Linked DNA regions of Homo sapiens: region 2 is linked to region 1. The links are chromatin loops, found by intact Hi-C in ENCODE. Cell type or tissue: Caco-2. All regions are shown on one strand.

Region 1 (8,000 bases):
GTTTGGCTGGATGGTCAGGGACTTGGAAGAAGCATGATCAGAAAATTGGTGACAAAGAAATTTGGGGAAGAGGCATGTGATGGACCTCTCTGAGTGGTTAAAAACTGTGAAGCTATTTGTATCCCATGTGAGTGCTCACCAACGAGTGACCTCAGCAGAGGTGGACACCACTCAGCCTCTTTCCCCAGCCACCCCTGTCATTGCCCAATGGGCCCATGAACAAAGTGGCTATTGTGGCAGGGATGGAGGTTATGCATGGACTCAGCAACATGGACTCCCACTCACTAAGGCTGACCTGGCTACAGCCACTACTAAGTGCCCAATTTGCCATCAGCAGACACCAACACTGAGCCCTCAATATGGCACCATTCCTTGGGATGATCATTCAGCTACTTGGTGGCAGGTTGATTGTACTGGACCTCTTCTATTACAGAAAGGGCAGAGGTTTGTCCTCACTGGAATAGATGCTTACTCCAGATATGGACAGATATGGGTTTGCCTATCCTGCATACAATGCTTCTTCCAAGACTACCATCCGTGGACTCACGGAATGCCTTAACAAACATCATGATATTCCAACAGCATTGCCTCTGACCAAGGCACTCACTTTATGGCTAAAGAGGTGCAGCAGTGGGCTCATGCTTATGGAATTCACTGGTCTTAGCATGTTCCCCATCATCCTGAAGCAGCTGGATTGATAGAATGGTGGAATGGCCATTTGAAGTCACAATTACAATGCCAACTAGGTGACAATACTTTGCAGGCCTGGGGCAAAGTTTTCCAGAAGGCCATGTATGCTCTGAGTCAGCGTCCAATATATGGTATTATTTCTCCCATAGCCAGGATTCACACATCCAGGAATCAAGGGGTGGAAGTGGAAGTAGCACCACTCACCATCACCCCTAGTGATCCATTAGCAAAATTTTTCTTTCCTGACCCAGTGACATTATGTTCTGTTCGCCTAGAGGTCTTAGTTCCAGAGGGAGGAATGGTGCCACCAGGAGACACAACAACGATTCCATTAAGCTGGAAGTTAAGATTGCCACCTGGACACTTTGGGCTACTCCTACTTTTAAGTCAACAGGCTAAGAAGAAAGTTACAGTGTTGGCTGGGGTGATTGACCTAGACAATCAAGATGAAATCAGTCTACTATTACACAATGGAGGTAAGGAAGAGTATGCATGGAATATAGAGATCCATTAGGGTGTCTCATAGTATTACTATGCCCTGTGATTAAGGTCAATGGGAAACTACAACAGCCCAATCCAGGCAGGACTACAAATGATCCAGACCCTTCAGGAATTAAAGTTTGGGTCACTCCACCAGGAAAAAAAACAAAAACAAAAACAAACATGAGCTGCTGAGGTGCTTGCTGAAGGCAAAGGGAATACAGAATGAGTAGTAGAAGAAGGTAGTCATCAATACCAGCTATGACCACATGACCAGCTGCAGAAACAAGGACTGTAATTGTCATGAGTATTTTCTCCTTTTTTTGTTAAAAGCATGTTTATGCATGTATACACTTGTACTAAGAAAATATCTTCATTTTATTTCCTTTTTTTTTTTTTTTTTGAGACTGAGTCTCACTCTGTTGCCCAGGCTGGAATGCAGTAGCATGATCTCAGCTCACTGCAACCCCCGCCTCCCAGGTTCAACCGATTCTCATGCCTCAGCCTCCTGAATAGCTGGGATTACAGATGTGCACCACCACCCCCAGCTAATGTTTGTATTTTTAGTAGAGATGGGGTTTCACTATGTTGGCCCAGCTGTCTCAAACTCCCGACCTCAGGTGATCCACCCACCTCAGTCTCCCAAGTGCTAGGATTACAGGTATGAGGCACCTTCCCCTACCTCCTTTTTCCTTTATCATGTGACATAAGATTTATTGACTTCATATCAGCATTTAAGCATGGCTAACTTTATGTAATAGCATTTGGGCTGGGGATTGGTGCATTTCTGGTCGTACGAAGGATAGTTGTATCATGTTAGGCATAATTCTGACCTTATTACTGTCTTTATTTGAAGATTGTGTATGATCTCAGGAGATGTGTATGGGTTCAAGTTGACAAAGGGTGGACTTGCGATGGTTAATACTGAGTGTCAACTTGATTGGATTCAAGGATACAAAGTATTGGGTGTGTCTGTGAGCGTTTTGCCAAAAGAGATTAACATTTGAGTCAGTGACCTGGGAAGGGCAGAGCCACCCTTAATCTGGGTGGGCACCATCTAATCAGCTGCCACTGCGGCCAGGATATAAAGCAGGCAGAAAAACATGAAAAGATCAGACTGGCTTAGCCTCTCAGCTTATATCTTCCTCCCATGCTGGATGCTTCCTGCCCTCGAACATCGAACTTCAAGTTCTTCAGCTTTGGGACTCTGACTGGCTTCCTTGCTCCTTAGCTTACAGACAGCCTATTGCAGGACCTTGTGAACATGTGAGTTTAATACTCCTTAATAAACTCCCCTTTATGTGTGTGTGTATATATATATTCTATTAGTTCTGTCCCTCTAGAGAACCCTGACTAATACAGATGGGCTTACTGGGACATAACCCCATTGTAAGTCAAGGGGCATCTGTATCTAACATAGCAAGGAAAAGGGAGCAGGAAGAAAAAGCTTCTATGGGAAGAACAAATGGGTTTCTTTAGAAAGGACAAAAGGGTTTATAGGAGAACAAACGGGAAATAGAAAAGTTTGTGATTGTTTATGCAGAAGTGAGTGGTCTTTCCATTTTCTTCACGCCCATGGAACTCCCCCAGAGTGGGGATTTTTGGTAGGTTTCCTCTTGGTCTCTATCCTGGGAATAGGCCCACCCATGAAGAAGGAATTTCTGGCAGCTTTGTTTCCCAGAAGTTGCTGCTTTTAGTCAGATAAGGGAAGTTCCAAAAGGGCTTCTTTCTGCATCTGTTGACTCTCAAATGTCTTCATATAATCTTAGTAATAAATTAAAATAATCTTCATATCAATTCTGGGGTTCTGAGTAGTCCCCACCATGTTTAAGCTGAGACCTGAAAGTTAAGCAGGAGGAAGCCAGGCAGAAATGTCTCCAAGCAAAGGTTGTACCTCCCCACTCAGGGCTGGCTGAGGCATTGAGTACCTGGATGGGAAGTGGAGTTTAAGATACATCCCAATCAGCTGGGCGCAGTGGCTCCCACCTGTAATCCCAGCACTTTGTGAGGCTGAGGTGGGCGGATCACCTGAGGTCAGGAGTTGGAGACCAGCCTGACCAACATGGAGAAATCCCGTCTCTACTAAAAATATAAAATTAGCCAGGCATGGTGGTGCATGCCTGCAATCCCAGCTACTCGGGAGGCTGAGGCAGGAGAATCACTTGAACCTGGGAGGTGGAGGTTGCAGTGAGCCAAGATCGCGCCATTGCACTCCAGCCTGGGCGACAAGAGCAAAACTCGGTCTAAAAAAAAAAAAAGATACATTCCAATCCTAAAACTCTGGATTTCCTTGAGACAGAAAGAAGGAGATGAAAATTAAAATTGGGGCTCAACATTAGGCTTGGAGTCAGAATGTCTGAGTTAGACCTGACTGCCCATCAACTGTGTGGTCCCAGACAGGTCATTTAATGTCTCTGAGCCCCAATTTCTCATGTGCAAAATGGGAGTGACGCACCAACCTCAAAGCACCGTGGTGAGGTCGGATGAGCCAGTCTAAGAGAGCAAAGAGCGGGCATTCAGCAAGTTTAAGTGGAATCTGAAGTCTGGCTTTAGCTCATCTCTTGGTATCAAGTGCCCAAGTCATGGGCCTGGGGTCCAATGACATGGAGTGGTCTGGCTCCAGTCTGAAAGTGCCAGTCTCTCTCCAGCCAGTCCCGGGTAGCCAGGTGGAGCCTGGACAGAGAGAGGGAGGATGAGCCTGCAGATTGCAGAAGCAGCCCTGAAGACCAGGCTTTGAGCAGGATAGAGGCAAAATACTAGCCTTTCGGCCAAAGGGCTCAAGGGCCACGGTGAGAAAGAGCAGGCCAGCCCCGGGAGTGGGTGGGCAAGGAGCGTCCGGTCCGAGAGCGCCCAGGGCGTTTGGAGGCTCGAGGGGCAGACAAGTGCTCCACAGAGCACTTCTTAGGCAGGGAGGAACCGGCCCCTGCGCGGTATTTGGTATGCGGCGCCCTCTGCTGGTGAATATCTGAACTGCATGCACCTGTCAGAACCCGGGAAAATTCATTCCTTCTTCACAGGAAGCACTCAAGACAGTCACAGGCCGCCCGGGCTCTAAAGCTGAGTTTAGTTTTGGTGGCAGATTACCAAGCCTCAGGTCATTTTACCTAAACGCTTCATTTGAAAAAAAACTTTTAACAAACTTGCCTGCCGGGCACTGTTTTAGGTACATTACAAATGCCACCCAGCTTTTTATTCAAAGTTATGTGAGCAGGGTCTATTAGCATATCCGTTTTACAGATGAGGACACTGGTGCCAGGGCTTACACGCTGACATGTAAGCATGCATGTAAGCTGACATGCGGCAACCGGGGGGCACCCAGGAAGCCCGGCCACAGGGTGCCTGCACTTCACCATTCCAGTACCTGCCCCCCTTTTTTTTCTTTTTGATATAACAGCTTAATTGAGATATAATTCACATACCATACAATTCACCCACTTAAAACTCACAACTCAGCGGTTTTTAGTGTGGTCACAGGTGTCTGCAACCATCACCAGAGTACGTTTTAGAGCATTTTAATACCCCCTCCAAAAAGCCCCTTACCCATTTGCACTCACTTCCCGCCCCCTCCTTCCTACCCCCAGAAAACCACTAATCAATCTTTCTTTTTTCTTTTTTTCTTTCTTTCTTTTTCTTTCTTCTTTCTTTTTCTTTTCTTTCTTTCTTCCTTCTTTCCCTCCCTCCTTTCCTCCTACCTCCCTCCACTCTCTCTCTCTTTCTTTCCTTCCTTCCTTCCTGCCTGCCTGCCTTCCTTCCTTCCTTCTTTCTTTCTCAAAGTCTCTCTCTGTTGCCCAGGCTGGAGTGCAATGGTGCAATTATGGCTCACTGCAGCTTTGACCCCCGAGCTCAAGTGCTGCTCTCACCTCAGCCTCCGAAGTAGCTGTGTCCACAGGCATGTGCCAGAACACCCAGCTAATTTTTGTGTTTTGTAGAGATGAGATTTCACCATGTTTCCTAGGCTGGTCTCAAACTTTTGGGCTCAAGGGATTTGCCTGTCTTGGCCTCGCAGAGTGCTCGGATTAAAGGCATGAGCTACCTACCATGTCTGGCCCACCAACCTACTTTCTGTTCCCTATGACTTCACTTAATCTGAACGTTTCGTATGAATGAGAGCAAATAATATGTGCTGTTTTGTGACTGACTTCTTTCATGTAATGCAATATTTTCAGGGCTCATTCATGTTATGTAGGCATCATACGTCACTCCTTTCATGTCTGAATAATATTCCTATGTATGGATATACCACATTGTGTTTCACATTCCTCAACTGATGGACAGTTGGGTTGTTTGCACTCTTTTGCAATTATGAATAATGCTGCTATAAAATTTCATATACAAGTTTTGGGGAGACATATGTTTTCAGTTTTCCCAGGTATATATGTAGGAGTGGAAATTCTGGCTCGTATGGTAACTATGTTTAACCTTTTGAGAAACTCCTAGACTGTTCTCCTCATTATTCTTTTTAAAGGTAAGAACACTGAGTAAGGCCCCCAGATTCTCTTCCTACCTTCCCCCACCACCTCCACCCCCCAGGCAGTCAGGGGAGGGAGAAGCTTCCTGCTTACTGTGGGTGGTTTCTGTCGAATCTGCTTTCTATGTCCTGAGGTCTCACTGAAGCTTATGAAAGTCAAAAGCAGGCCAGGCACGGTGGCTCATGCCTGTAATCCCAGCACTTTGGGAGGCTGAAGTGGGTGGATCACGAGGTCAGGAGATCAAGACCATCCTGGCTAACATGGTGAAACCCGTCTCTACTAAAAATACAAAAAATTAGTTGGGCGTGGCGGCATGTGCCTGTAGTCCCAGCTACTTGGGAGGCTGAGGCAGGAGAATTGCTTGAACTTGAGAGACAGAGGTTGCAGTGAGCTGAGATCATGCCACTGCACTCCAGCCTGGGTAACAGAGCAAGACTCTGTCTTGAAGAAGAAGAAGGAGGAGGAGGAGGAGGAGAAGGAGGAGGAGGAGGAGGAGAAGGAGAAGAAGAGGAATAAGAAGAAGAAAAGAAGAAGAAGAAAAGAAAAGAAGAAGAAGAAAAGAAGAAGAAAAGAAGAAGAAAAGAAGAAGAAAGAAGAAGAAGAAAAGAAGAAGAAGAAAAGAAGAAAGAAGAAGAAGAAGAAAGAAGAAGAAAGAAGAAGAAAGAAAGAAAGAAGAAAGAAGCTCCCTGTCCTCTGCTTGGTGCCAACCTCCCCATCCCTTCCTGCAGCAATGAATCCAGGACAGCCCAGCTGAATGGGGGAGATGGCAAAGAGTAAAAGAATATGCTGGAGAAACAGCATTGGTGAGTATTTAGAGGTGATTATCCCACCATGCCACCTAATGGGGGAACAACATGAACAAAGAGCAAAGGCAGGCTGGGCACGGTGGCTCACGCCTGTAATCCCAGCAGTTTGGGAGGCCCAGGCAGGCCAATCACTTGAGGTCAGGAGTTTCAGATCAGCCTGGGCAACATGGTGGTATCCCGTCTCTACTAAAAATACAAAAATTAGCCGGGTGTGGTGGCAGATGCCTGTAATCCCAACTACTTAGGAGGCTGAGGCAGGAGAATCGCTTGAACCCAAGAGGCGGAGGTTGCAGTGAGCAGAGATCAAGGCATTCCACTCCAGCCTGGGCCAGAGTGAGACTCCATCTCAGAAGGAAAAAAAAAAAAAAAAGGAACAAAGGCAGGAGTGGAGCTGGAGAGGGTATAGGGGAAATCCAAGGGGCCAAGAGCAGAGAGGAGAGGTGATGAAATAAAAAAATGTGGAGACCAAGGGTGACTGCCTTAGACGCTGCTCTTGGAGGCTGCTTGTGGTCTCCAAGATGCTTGGATAGCTCACCCATGAGTTTTTTTTAAAGTTGAGCACCAAGTCTCATTTGCGTATGCATGTATTTATTATCTATATGTGTAAACAAATCCCCATATGTGTATTTATATACAGACGCCACCATAGAGGTCTTTCCACTTGGATATGCACTTCACTAGGGTCTGGGGATCTATTTCTTGTTCCTCAGTTGTCCCTGTGTTCTCTTTCCTAAAATTTGATCTGAGGACTAAGCTCTGATTTTTTTATCTTGCCCAAATTCCTACCTAAGGGGTCTAGGGAGTCATGCCCTACACCCCATAAATTCTTATCAAATGTGTTTTATTTGACCCTATACATCATGACTTACTTTCCAGTCTGACTTTGGAATAACATTATGAGACAAGGAAAAAATATTTAACCCCAAAATTATATTTCCTTGCCATACCTTGAAATTGCCCTGCAAAGTCTCTTGTGGGAAAAAATTCACATTCTATAGAGAATCCTTTTCCCCTTTGTTTACCTTCCTTTCTTTCCAGATCTAAGAGATAATCAACTAAGATCCAGGCACTCTTTTAGGGCTATTAAGAAACATTTTATAACCTACTTTCTCTCTGAAGCCTGCTATCTGAGATTCCTTTGCACAAACTTGGTCTCCACATCCTTCAGGTTAACCTGAACATTCCTTTCTATTGATCCCAGGTCTTCAGATAAACTCAACCAATTGTCAACCAGAAAATGTTTAAATTTACCTATAGCCTGGAAGCCCCTGCTTTGAGTTGTCCTGCCTTCCTGAACCAAACCAATGTATTTCTTAAATGTATTTGATTGATGACTCATGCCTTCCTAAAATATGTAAAACCAAGCTTTACTCCGACCACCTTGAGCTCATGTTCTCAGAATCTCCTGAGGGCTATGTCATTGGTCATGGTCACTCATATTTGGCTCAGAATAAACCTCTTCAAAGATTTTAGAGAGTTTGACTCTTTTCATCGACAGTAATCTGGCGCCCAACATGGGGCCTCTGAGAAGACTCAGGACCCTGAAGGAGTTGCC
Region 2 (8,000 bases), 120 kb before region 1:
GAGGTGTGCTACTACAGCTTTAATGTGCGTGCAGATTACCAGCAAGACCGCATAAAAATGCACCTGAGCCGGTGCGGTGGCTCATGCCTGTAATCCCAGCACTTTGGGAGGCCAAGACGGGTGGATGACTTGAGGTCAGAAGTTCGAGACCAGCCTTGCCAACATGGTAAAACCCCGTCTCTACTAAAAATACAAAAATTAGCAAGACGTGGTGGCAGGCACCTGTAATCCCAGCTACTCGGGAGGCAGAAGTTGCAGTGAGTCGACATCATGCCACAGCACTCCAGCCTGGGCGACGGAGTGAGTCTTCGTCTCAAAAAAGAAAAAAAAAAAAAGCATCTGATTCAGGAGCTCTGGAATGGGACCCAGGATTTTGCATTCCAGGTGATGCCACTACTGCTAGTCTGGAGCCACACTTTGAGTAGCAAGGACATAAGGAGTCTCATAGTGCCTCCTGAGCTAAGTGTCTGTGGATTCAGGGCATGTCTTTCTAAAGTGGCATGTCTTTGAGAACCACATACTATTGAATCTTCTGGGGTACTTACCAGATATGCATATCCCTGGCCAAGTGCGGTGGCTCACACCTGTAATCCCAGCACTTTGGGAGGCCGAGGCGGGCAGATCACCTGAGGTCAGGAGTTTGAGACCAGCCTGGCCAACATGGTGAAACCCCGTCTCTACTAAAAATACAAAAATTAGCTGGACATGGTGGCAGGTGCCTGTAATCCCAGCTACTCAGGAAGCTGAGGCAGGAGAATTGCTTGAACTCGGGAGGCAGAGTTTGCAGTGAGCTGAGATGGCGCCATTGCACTCCAGCCTGGACAACAAGAGCAGGACTTTTGTCTCAAAAAAAAAAAAAAAATCCCTGAATCTCTGAGTCTCACTCTGAACCCCCTGATCAGGAACTCCCTGCATTAGCCTATTAATACTTAATTCCCTGAATGTTGCCTTAAAGCCACTAAGTTGAGAACTCCAACTTCATTTCTAGACATCTCCAGATCTTGCGGATCTTTGCAAAACAAAGCTCTAGTTCTCCGTCCAAATCTCAGATTCTGTGCAAGTCAAGAAACTGCTCTGGGGTGTCAGATAGAGGATGGAGAGTTGGCCACCCACTGAGGTTCTGGAAATTTTCTATTTCTTGACTGGGTATTAGTTACAAAGATGCTCAAGCCACTTATACATTTATTCACTTTTTTCCCCGAATGTGTTACATTTCACACATACACAGAGAAGAGGACCTCTCCTTATTGGCTCTAGGAGATGTGGTTGATTAGCTCAGGGAAAGAATGAGGGGAATTGTTAGTTGTTACTCAAGCCCAATTATTTCCCAGCTGTGCCCTTTTTCTGTGAATTTCATTGATTCTAGTCTGGCAGTGGGAGAGGACAGTATGGAAGACAGTGAAATGTTCGCTTTTGTTGTCCTGAGACCAAGCAGAAAGATGTTGACCTGCACTTCTTTGGAGAAGGTTATTTGGGGCATCTGGAGAAGGGTCTGAGCCCTTTCGTCTCTAGATGCAGAATGTCCCTCTCTGTGACAACACTGCCCCAGATGGCTTGGCCACAACAATAAAGCCACTTTCCCTCTGTGCAGGCAGTTGCTTACTATAGAGTATTACAGCTAAACCTTCTCTTGTGACTGTTTTTTACCTAAATAAATAAGGTGACTGATTTCTTCAGGTGAATCAACTTCTCTAGTAATATTCTGGCCCCACCTCTTCCACGCATCCCTCACAGGTGGGTCACTGGGCCACACTCCAGGCTCTTAAGAGAGAATCCACTCCTCCCGGGGAGTCTAAGGATCCTAGGCTAGTCGTTCAGCAGAAAATCAACCTTGGGGCTGGCCCCACCCTGACCTTATATCCCAATTCTGGGAGCTGGGACGTCTTCTCTTAGATCAAGGCTCTGCCTTAGCACCATGTCTGGTCCCTGTGTCTTTGCCTGGAATTCAGCCAAACATCCTGCTCTGCTCGTTCTCCTTGGCCCTTCTTACCTTTTTCTCACATTCCTGCACCGTCCTGCGTATCTCTAGCGATGCCATTTACATTGTGTTCCGTGGGTAAGGCGGTGCTGCTGACATGCAGGGACTCCCACCCACCAAGGGAAGCTTTTAAAAAGTTTTTTTAAATGAAGCAGATCATTTCACTCACTTGACTCATCATCTATTCTTGCTCTGCTGGTTCATGTGTGAACACAAACATCAAAAAGAACTGGATGAGCAATACAGTTGATTCATGCCGGCCAGTAGAGCATCTCTAGAGTGTCTGAGAAGAGCCATTCAGTTCTTCCGTGGCTCAACTAAAAACAATGCAAATCATCAATCTTGTAGTCGTCACTGCAAATATTATTGGTAGAAAAAACACAAAAGGAAATATAATAGTTAAAATTGCAAGTGATAAAAAAATTGTTGCAAATGAGAAACTACAGAAAGTAAACATGGTAAAGTTGAAAAGTACAACAACTGAACTGCAAAAAATTAAATGTGATAGAAAACTCAAATGAAGTAAAAGCAACAGAAGGAAAAATGCACATGGTAAAATTGCTTTTTTTAATCAATAGAAGGATCACATCTTGGCAAATCTGGATATGCAGAATTTGACTCAGGAAAATTGATCTTGGTGGAAATGTGATCATCCAAGGAAACTCAGATTGTCAAAAACCATGAGGGACAGCATTCATATAGACAAAAAGTAATTGATGAACCAAATATTTTTGGTAAAATTTATTGTATAAAAAAAGTCTGTTGAAAAGATTTTTTTTTTTTTTTTTTGAGACAGGGTCTTGCTCTGTCGCCCAGGGTGGAGGGCAGTGGTGTCATCACAGCTCATTGCAGCTTCATCGTTTTGGGCTCAAGCAATCCTTTCACCCCAACCTCCTGAGTAGCTGGGACCACAGATGTGTGCCACCATGCCCTGCTAATTTTTTATATTTTTTGTAGAGACAGGGTTTTGCCATATTGCCCAGGCGAGGCTTGTCTTTAACTCCTGAGCTCAAGCAATCTTCTCTCCCCAGCCTCCTAAAGTGCTAGGATTACAGGCATGAGCCATTGCACCTGGTTGAAAAGTTTTTTTTTTAAATGGAAAAACATGGTACTGGTTTACCTGCATGGAAAAATTGTTGAAAGAATTAAAGTAGCTTGTAATGGAATTCACTGAGGAAAAGACGGTCTCAATAAAATTTCTTCAGTGGTAAAATTCGGACGAAAATATATATTCATAAAGACAAAACAAAAATGTTTTTAAGTTTAAAGCACCAATTGAATCAAATAGAGTGTCTGAAAATGGTGGGGTACAAATGAAACCTGATGACTGAATCAATGCACCATCTTCAATTGGATCCTGGAGCAGAAAAAGGACGTTGATGAAAAATAGGTGAAATCCAAATGAAATCTGGAGTTTAGTGGGTAGTAACGTACTAATGGTGGTGTTTTGAGTTTTGACCCATGTGCCATGGTAATGTAAGATCTTAATATTAGAAGAAACTGAGAGAGGCCGGGCACGGTGGCTCATGCCTGTAATCCCAGCACTTTGGGAGGCCAAGCTGGGAGGATCATCTGAGGTCAGGCATTCCAGACCAGCCTGAACAACATGGTGAAACCCTGTCTCTACTAAAAGTACAAAAATTAGCCGAGCATGGTGGCATGTGCCTGTAGTCCCAGCTACTTGGGAGGCTGAGGCAGGAGAATCTCTTGAACCCAGGAGGTGGAGGTTGCAGTGAGCCAAGATTGCGCCACTGAACTCCAGCCTGGAGGACAGAGTGAGACTCTGTCTCAAAAGAAGAAGAAGAAAAAAAAAGAATGAAAGAAAAAGAAACCTAGAGGGATGTACAAGAACTTTCTGTACTATCTTTGCAACTTTTCTCTAAGTCTAAAATTATTCCCTTAAGTATGGTGGGGTCAAAATGCCCTAGACCAAAGAAAAAGCAAACTCAAATTTTCGTTGCAGCTCTTCCTTGAGTACCTTGGCTCACTTCCCAGTGGATCCCCTTAGCTGTGCCAATTTATTTCCAATTTCTATCTAGAGCATCATAGTTGTTGCTGCCCTTCGTGGACTTGTGTGTACTTCAAGCCATCTGCCCCTCCCCACGTATCTATACTCAGGCTCCAGACAGCTTCCTGTTGTTTCTCTCTGCACCCAGACCCCCTTGGACTTCTCTGGGTGTAGACCAGGGCGCTCAAACTTGGCTGCACATTGGAATCACCTGAGGAGCTTTAACAACTACTGACATCTCGTTGACACCCGCAGAGATTCTGATTTAAGTGGTCTGGGGCATGACCTCGGCTTTGGGATTTTAAAACCTCTGCAGGTGATTCTAAGGGGCAGCCAAGTTTGAGAAAATGGTGTCAACCTAACTAGAAATTCCTTCGTTCCTGGGAAAGCCCGGTTAAGCCTGGCCTTAATTACAGCAGACCTTCCCCATTCTCAGGACCACGGAGGTCACCTGCGTTCTAAGGTAGATGCTTGCACATGTATATTGCTCCCAATCTTTTTTCATGTATGTTAATTACAGCCTCTGGGCAGGGATTTTGTTCCATGCTTCTTTGTGTCTCCACCACCAGGAGGTGTACGCTCCTGATTCTCCGGGTGTTCCTGTGCATCATCCTTGAGAGTGAGACCTAGGTTGTTGGTTTCTCTCCTGGAAAGAGATGGCAGTGGCTGTCCTGAGGCATTTCATTGCTAGTTGAGCATTGCCAGTGCTCACCAGGTAGCAGCCTCGCAGTGTGGGTTTCCCCTTCTGCTAGGTGGCCCCTCTTTCTGCATGCAGGTGCAGGTTCACCTCACTTTCTTTGCAGAGCAGAGACTTTGGAGTGCCCTCCAACTGCGGCCTGGGCAAAACCAGCTCTCTTGTTTGCATTTAAATCCAAAGTCCGATCCAAATCACTTCTACCAACCCAATGCAGATTCTGGCAACCAGGAGGAATTGCACCTTCAAAATTTTGGGACTGGGACCTGGTCTCATTTCAGCTCCTGATTGTAAATGGTCCCAAACACAGAGAGGACTTTTGGGGTTTCGTTGTTTTGGGGTTTTGTTGGTTGGTTTGTTTATAACAGCAGTAGTTGGACCCTACCCCAGAGCGACTGAGTGTGAATCTCTGAAGGGTAATTACTGGGGATCTGAGTGGTAAACGTTCCTCACATGATTCTGGAAGAGCCAGCCCGCTCCTGCTGGTCACTGGGCTCCACTGGGAACTGCATCACCACAAAGCACCAAGGGCCCTAATTCAGAACCGGGGGATCCCCAAGAAAAATCTCCTGTGAAACTTACAAAGAAGTCCTGCCCAAGCCTCATCCTGGAGAGTTGGAGTCAGAAGGTTCCAGGTGGTGCTGAACATCTTCTTGTGTTTTATAAACTCCACATTCAATTCAGATGTCTGACCCAGGGGCCCTTTCTGTAAAGGGCCAGCCAGCAAATATTTCAGGCTTGCCGACTATATGGTCTCTGTTGCAACTGCTCAACTTTGCGACTGTAGCCTGAAAGCAGCCATGAGTTTACATAAATGAACATGGATGGGTGGGTTCCAATAACGTGTTATTAAAAAAAAGAAAAAAAACAGGCAACAGGCCGATCTAGGTTGTGGGCCATGGTTTGTCCACCCTGAAAAACCACCTGGGGAGCTATAATGTGTTCTTTTATGCCCAGGCAATTAAATCAGAATCTCTGTGGGTGGTGCCCAGGCATTGGTATTTATTAAAAGCTCTTCAGGTGATTTTCAATCAGCCAGGATTAAGAACCACTGCTGTAATGCATGGTCATTGCACTACTCATTCTAAGGAGCAGCTCTTGCTCTGATACAGTGTTTAAACTGCTCCAGAAGGTTCTGTGTTTCTTTGTGTGTTTGTTTGCTTGCTTTGTTTTCATTAAATGGAATGATTCCAAGCATATTTTTCTATGCCTGCCTGCCAAAAAAAATTTTATTGAGATATGACCCATATACTGTCAAGGATATAAATCTTAAGTATACAACTTGATGAATTTTTACATTTTTGTTTGCACTCTTCTTCACATATATCGTAGCCACATAACCACACAGATAGAAACATAAGAACACTCAAAGGAGTCCTTTTTTCCCTTCCCAGGCAATAGTCTCCTGAAGATGTTTGAAGCCTGCCTTTAAATCTGTCTTCTGTCTGAATGGATGTCACTAAGTCACCAAGTATTTGGCAATTTGCTCATAAATATTCTCGGCATTATGGGGGCAAAAACAAGCATGGCTGTGGTTGAGATTTTCTATTGCACAGTTTAGTTATAAACTATCGCACAGTTATAGCAATTTTCAGTTGCTATGGCAGACCGCATCCCTGAAAAGGAAGTTCCGTGTGCCCTGTTGGCTCATGTATATCAGGGGACAATGAGGGCTGTCAAGCAGCAAGCAGCCTGTAAGCAGCAGGCCCCGGCTAGGTCAGCTCATCAAACCTCCATGGATGCTTTGGGAAAGGAGACAAGCCCAAGTGGATTTAGACCGCTCATTACAACATAGCAGGCAGCGTGAGCTTCGGGTTTGCAAAGGTTCCCCTTGCCCCACAATTCCCAGGGGGTCATGCACAGCAGGCAAGGTGAATGCAGCATACCCCACGGGTCTGTGTCACAACTGCTCAGGAAATCCCCAGTCTTACAAGGGGTTGCAAGCAAATGCGCTCATCTTTTCTCCTACTGGGAGATATTACCCTTATTTTTTTAATTGAGGTGAAATGTGCATACATAAATTAACCACGTCAAAATACAGTAATTCCTCCCTTATATTTAGAGAATCTATTTCAAGACCCCAGGTGGATGGTTCAAGCCTCAGATACTACTGAACCCTATATGATACTGTGTTTCCTGCACATACGTATCTATAATAACATTTAATTTATAAGGCACAGTAAGAGATTAACAACAATAACTAAGAATAAAATATAACAATTATAACAATAGCCAGCATCACTACTGTCATGCTTCTGAGCCATTGTTAAGAAAAAGAAGGGTGACTTGATACAAGCACTGCAGCAGTGGATCTGATAGCCTAGATGGTTACTCATTGACTCAGGGGCAGCAGTGTATACAGCTGGACAAAGGGATGAACATGTCTGAAGTGAGACAGAGTGGGACAGTGAGAGGTCTCATCATGCTCCTTAGAACGGCACTCAATTTAAAACTTAGGAATTGGGCTGGGTGCAGTGGCTCACACCTGTAATCCCAGCACTTTGGGAGGCTGAGGAAGGTGGATCACCTGAGGTCAGGAGTTTGAGACCAGCCTGGCCAACGTGATGAAACCCCGTCTCTACTCAAAATACAAAAATTAGCCAGGCGTGGTGGCGCGCGCCTGTAGTCCCAGCTACTCGGGAGACCGAGGCAAGAGAATCACTTGAACCCAGGAGGTGGAGGCTGCAGTGAACCAAGATTGCACCATTGCACTCCAGCCTGGGCGAGACAGAGCGAGACTCTGTCTCAAAAAAAAAATTAGGAATTGTTTATTTCTGGAATTTTTCATTTAATATTTTGGACCATAGTTGACCACAGGTAACTGAAACCTCAGAAAGCAAAACCTTACGTAAGGGGGGACCACTTGTATACAATGAAGTGGTACTTAGTACATTCACAGTGTTGTGCACCCATTACCTCTATCTAGTTCCAAAGCATTTTTATTGCCCCCAGTGAAAACCTCATACCACTTGAATGGTTACTCCTCATTTACTCTTCCCTTCCGCCCCTGGCAACTACCAACTTGTTTTCTGTCTGTATAGATTTATCTATCCTAGACAGTTCTCATTAAATGGAATCCTTCAGTATGTGACTTTTGTGTCTGGCTCTGTTTCTTACCCACACAACAGGTGAGTTCGATTGCTTGGCCAGTGACAGCTCAATGACTACAACCAAGGAGGACTTAACAAAGAGATTTTATTACTTGCAGCAAGTAAGAAGAACATTGGGATAGTTCCCAAAGCAGTGCCTCCCCAAATAATAGTGAAAACAGGGCTTTTATTGGGCTGGTAGCTGAGTCATTGTACGTAAAGGTAGAGTAA

The links. A loop is a pair of places that touch in the nucleus more often than their neighbours do. Peaks named below come from ENCODE experiments on the same cell type or tissue, not always from the same donor. Only the 100,000 strongest peaks of a DNase experiment are listed, where the experiment ranks them.
Region 2: it touches region 1 in a loop (17-fold over the local background); 10 of 110 quality-filtered maps call a loop at or near these places.

What each region holds. Positions count from the first base shown.
Region 1 is chr14:90,231,408-90,239,407 of GRCh38, forward strand. No RefSeq gene overlaps it. Among named protein-coding and RNA genes, the nearest start is that of PSMC1, 21 kb to the right of the region's middle. In Caco-2, a CTCF peak has its summit at 4,140 (motif pointing left); a DNase peak (open chromatin) is centred at 4,044.
Region 2 is chr14:90,110,165-90,118,164 of GRCh38, forward strand. All of the region lies in intron 1 of KCNK13 (potassium two pore domain channel subfamily K member 13), which reads left to right. Among named protein-coding and RNA genes, the nearest start is that of KCNK13, 52 kb to the left of the region's middle. In Caco-2, no CTCF peak of the experiment used is centred here; a DNase peak (open chromatin) is centred at 4,577.